Linked DNA regions of Homo sapiens: region 1 is linked to region 2. A link is an interaction called in ENCODE POLR2A ChIA-PET data of the cell type or tissue named here. Cell type or tissue: HepG2. All regions are shown on one strand.

Evidence for each region. ChIA-PET counts read pairs that join two places held together with the same protein. Peaks named below come from ENCODE experiments on the same cell type or tissue, not always from the same donor. Only the 100,000 strongest peaks of a DNase experiment are listed, where the experiment ranks them.
Region 1: POLR2A ChIA-PET joins it to region 2 with 8 read pairs; 1 of 35 experiments calls an interaction of 5 or more read pairs at or near these places.

What each region holds. Positions count from the first base shown.
Region 1 is chr14:25,014,843-25,017,342 of GRCh38, reverse strand. The region is part of intron 1 of STXBP6 (syntaxin binding protein 6); the gene reads left to right. Among named protein-coding and RNA genes, the nearest start is that of STXBP6, 34 kb to the left of the region's middle. In HepG2, no CTCF peak of the experiment used is centred here; a DNase peak (open chromatin) is centred at 1,402.
Region 2 is chr14:24,838,451-24,840,950 of GRCh38, reverse strand. All of the region lies in intron 4 of STXBP6 (syntaxin binding protein 6), which reads left to right. Among named protein-coding and RNA genes, the nearest start is that of GZMB, 210 kb to the right of the region's middle. In HepG2, no CTCF peak of the experiment used is centred here; DNase peaks (open chromatin) are centred at 540, 1,010, 1,260 and 1,820; H3K4me3 peaks cover 1,464 bases.

The sequences.
Region 1 (2,500 bases), 180 kb before region 2:
TGAACACTTGAAGAGTCACAGTATGACATGGGTGGTCTTTCACCAGCTCTGCCAATTCTATCCCTATTTCATATTCTTTCTCCCTTGAACATTAATCAAAGTTCTACCCACATAGGGGCGGCCGTAGAGGAGTGAGAAGTCCTTCCTTTTATACCCTACCAACTAGCACAAATACATTCTGTTTATTTTCCAAGAATTCTGGTGAATAAAAAATTCTTATTACACACGCTTGTGCTTAAGTGCAAATATGTAAAATTAGAGATACTACTTTATACCTGGCATCTAGTTGACCAGGTTACTGATTCTGCCATTACTGGACTATTTGTAGTAATTTCTAAGAAGCGTTTAACTGCATACTCCGCACTATGTACTATACAGCTGGACGGCACTTACCTCCAATTTCTCCTATTTCCTCTATCTGCCAACTTCTTTTCTTCAATGCAAGCCTTATAATTTTCCTTTTAGTTCTCATACCAAATACACATGTAATTAGAGCCCGAAGTATTGTGTGAAGCCATGCCATCTCCTTTTCTACATGCTTCCTTGTAGCCTGGAATATATTGTTTATTTTTTTAAAGTTTTATGCTTTCCTAGCTTAATTTTATGATTCCAGCAATCCTTTTCACATCCTATTTAGTAAGTTCACAAACCAGGAGTCTCCCTGATAGTAAAAACACATCAAGCATGTTCTTTTGCGTAAAAGTTGTATGTGACATGTAGGCATTTTAAGACTTGGATTTCTTTCTCTAGAATGTGAATTTCTTACGATCTTTTTGGCGTGGATTTTCAGAATTCCTTTACACTTGAAAAGAGCTATGAGGGATTTAGTAAAACTGGAAAATAGATCCCCACTACAAAGGATTTGGGTGGGGAAGGCCAGGAAATACTCACTCTCTGAGGATTGCCTAGGACCTCAGTAACTGTGATTCTTTCTAGGTTCAAGGAATTAGGGCTCTGGTACCATTTCTGATTAGCACAAAGTAAAGAGGAAGCTAACTCCATTTTAATTTTTTTTTAAAGAAAAAATTAATTTCTACCCTGGGGAAAATAGAGTCAATCTTTAAAATAGATAACAGTATTTACTGATGAGGCTAAACAAATAGAAGTTTGTAAAAATCTTTTTTTCCTTGGGTGAAAAAGAAGAATAAAAGGGGAAAGTAGGAAAAAAGTATAATAGGTTATAATAAGAATAGTAGGTAGCATTTATTGAGCGTGCATGGTGTTAGGCACTCACCTAAGCATTTTTCATTTCTCATCTCAACTATTACAACAGCCCTCTGACACTTCCACTCATAACTTTATTTTTTAGTTGAGGAACCCATAATGCAAGAGAAGCTGCACAGTGTCTCCAAGGTCACACAGCTAGTCAATGGCAGATCAGCAATTTTAACCTTGGCAGTTGGTTCAAAGTTCACACTCTTAGCTACAAGGTGACACTGCCATATGTTGAGTTGTTTGACTTTTTTCCTCACTTTGAGTTCAGCCTCCCAGAATATGTGTAAAGCACAGGAGAAGTAGCAGTTTGAGCTTTTTTTTTTTTTTCCTTGTTGTTGTTTGTTAATTTAATAACAGGGTTACAAAAAAAGGCACTATGCAGTCTAAATCAACTTTAATTAGACCCGTGTGGAAAACATAACAATTATCCACACCAAATTTCTAACATTTTTCTTTTTTCATGTTCAATTATTAATAGTCATTGGTGCACATATTCTTTCAGTTATTTTCTAAGTGAAATAATTGAAACTTGCTCCGGGATTCTGACTGTTGCCTAGTTCTTTAAGAATCTTTATCAAAAGGATTTTTTTTTTCTAAAAAATAATAAATCCATTTCTTTTTGTGGGATGAACTTTCCCTTGGAGAATATTGTCTTGCCAGGTGTGGAATCTTGACATTAAATTAAACTCCTTTATTTTCTGCCTCCCTGGGGCTAATGGAAGGGGTGGAGACTGTGGGTTGGGTGGGCAGGGTATGTGTCTGGAACAGGGGGTATAGAGGAGTGCACAAGAGGCCCCTTCATTAGGTCCCAGATATCTCTGTCTCCAGCTTCCTGCACTGAAACTGAGGTTTTAGAAGAACCAGAGAAATCCCCTTGATCCAGGTTGTTCAAATGTGATTTTTTTTTAAAGCAGTTCTCTTTTATTTTGTAGAGAAAAAGATAATGGTTATCTTTCCCTTCCCCAATGTAAATAAGGGTGTTCTCATACTGCTTTTAGAATTCAATTTTAAAATCCCTCAATGATAGTTTTCAGTATTTTCTTCATTATAATACTGTTCGTTTATCTAAGTCAAAAGGCTCATAGAAATATAACCAATGAAATATTATGTAAAAGCAGCCATCAATAGAGCTTTGATATAAGTGATTTAAAAGTAAAAAAGTTATGGTATTCTCCAACATTTAAAATAATATGGTAATTACAGAAAATTTGGGAGATTGAGAGAAATAGAAGCAAAGAAAATCAAATTCTCATATTCCCTATATCCAAGAGAAAAAAAAGTACTG
Region 2 (2,500 bases):
ACAAAAGTAATAAGGAATACATGCTGTATGTTCAATGGATAGTTAATCCATGCTAAAGTTCATTCCAAGAAGGATAGCTACTGAATTAATTTGACAGGAAAAAAAAAAAAGCAGTTACATTTGTTAGACTTCTAGTTTTAAAATGATAGAATATAAAGGATAGTCACCTCTTTTCTTGAAAATTATCCAAAATCAGCTCAGAGAATTTATGAGGGCAAACTCTATCTCTGATGAAATGAGTGTCTGTCTCGAATTACAAACTCCTGTATGTGGGGAAGAGTTGACAAATGCAGTAAAGGTGAAGGTAGATTCCCAAGAGAGAACTCTCATACCTGCAGTCTCAGATAAAGCCTAAAGCCCTCAGAATGAAATGATCCAAAGTGTGTGTCAGTAATCCCTTCTTTAGAACAATGGAGCAGAAGCCAGGAAAGCTCTGGGAGTAATGGGCCCAAATTGGCACAGTGCTGGGACAAGCAAGGCAAGAAGGCTAAACAAAGAATCACACTGTCAAAGCCATGTTGTCAGGAATCAATCTGTTGATGGGCTAAAGTGGAGGAAAGAATCTGAATTCCAAGCAATCCTGTGGTCGCATCTTGTTGAGGAAAAGTAAAGGCTCAAGAGGCCTCTGTCACATACACAGCCCTGCATCATAAGGAGAATGCCAGCTAGCCTGGAAAGTAGTCCTCTTCCCTCCTCAGTACCATGAATCTCCTGCCAATAGCTGTTCACCTTATTTTCAAATCAATGATAATCCCAAAGGAACCAGCAGAGGTGGTTCCATCACTCACCATAAGTATATCCTTGGGCAATTTATAACCTGTCTAAGCCATGGTTTTTGTTTTTTGTAAAATAGAGTAGTAGTTCTCCCATACAGTACTGTGGGGAGGATTAAATAACATAATATACCTGAAACACTAGGCATGCCTAAAACACTAGCTGTAATATACCTAAAACATATCACATGATAAGGAGTCAGTAAATATTTACTGATGACAAAGATCAGCCAGGTGGAATTCTCAGGGCTGAGAACTGACTTGCCTTCTTTGTCCTCTTTCTCTCTAGAAAGCGGTGGTTAAGAACACAGATTCAGTAGCAAGAATTCTAATTCAAATCCTACATCTTTTATTGCCTACCATTATGATTTCAGCCAAATTATTTAGCTGACCCTCAGTTTTCTCATTTGTAAAGAAGGGATAATAATAGTACCTATCTCCCAAAGTTGTTTTGAGGATTAAATGAGTTGTCACAGAGCACTTTGAACTTTGAACAGTGCCCGGCGCTGAGTAAATACAGTACATATTAGCTATTAGTACTTTTCTTTTTCAAGAATGACAAGTCACACAATATACAAGATTACCATACTTTTTGGGTTTTTAGGGACAGTCACCTCAGAGATGTGATTATTCAAACACAGAATCAAATTTGACTAAATTTTTTTTCAAGACGTAGGGTATAATGTCCTGTTGCTCAATTGTATATTCTAAATTTTGATTAGGAGACTATGGGATAATGTATCTATAGATCATGAACCAAATTCTCTTTTGCTTATGGTTAGTCCTTTTTTAAGGTAAATGAACAGCATGTGTTGTATGAATTGGTGATGTGCTGGTACCAACCAGTTGTGATAACTTACTAGTTACAACCCCAGAGCAAAGATCCACAAAAGAGAAAGGAATTCCATTCCTTTCTCTCCGTGTGGGAAATGTCAGATTAGGACTTGAACAGCTTGCTGCTGATCTTTTTGTTAAGGGATGCTGTCAACACAGATATGTCTAAAATTAGAGATCAGAACAGAAGGAGGGCAGGCGGGGACAGACAATGCAACTTTCACTCACAATCACAGAACTCAACTCCCGTGTAGTTGCTTGGCCAGGCTCCCAGTTGAGAAGGGAGATTTTGTAATGTTTCCAGCCTTCATTTTATGGCCTGTTGGACTTTTTATGATCTGGGCTCTCTTTTACCTTTTTTAATGGTTTAGGTTTTTTTTATTATTGTTTCATATTCTTTAGCCTGGTTGACTTTTTAATCTCAGCCTATAGAAAGCATCACAATTTAAATCTCTTAGAAATTTTCAAATCGATAAGAAGTAGCAGGAATTAAATAAGGAAGGGCAGTTGAGTTGTCTATGAATGTAGCTGTTTATGCTCAATCTTGCTCACTCTCCCTCAGAACATTTCTAAAAGGAATTATTAGCCTCTAGGTGCTTAATAAGACATGAAAGGGCCCTTAAGTTACTGGCCATTTTTTCTTTTTTCTCTTTTTTTTTTGAGACGGGATCTCGATCTGTCACCCAGGCTGGAGTGCAGTGGTGCGATCTCGGCTCACTGCAACCTCCATCTCCCGAGTTCAAGCGATCCTTCTGCCTCAGCCTCCCGAATAGCTGGGACTACAGGTGCGAGCCACCACGCCTGGCTAATTTTTGTATTTTTAGTAGAGATGGGGTTTCACCGTATTGGCCAGGCTGGTCTCGAACTCCTGACCTCATGATCCACTGGCCTTG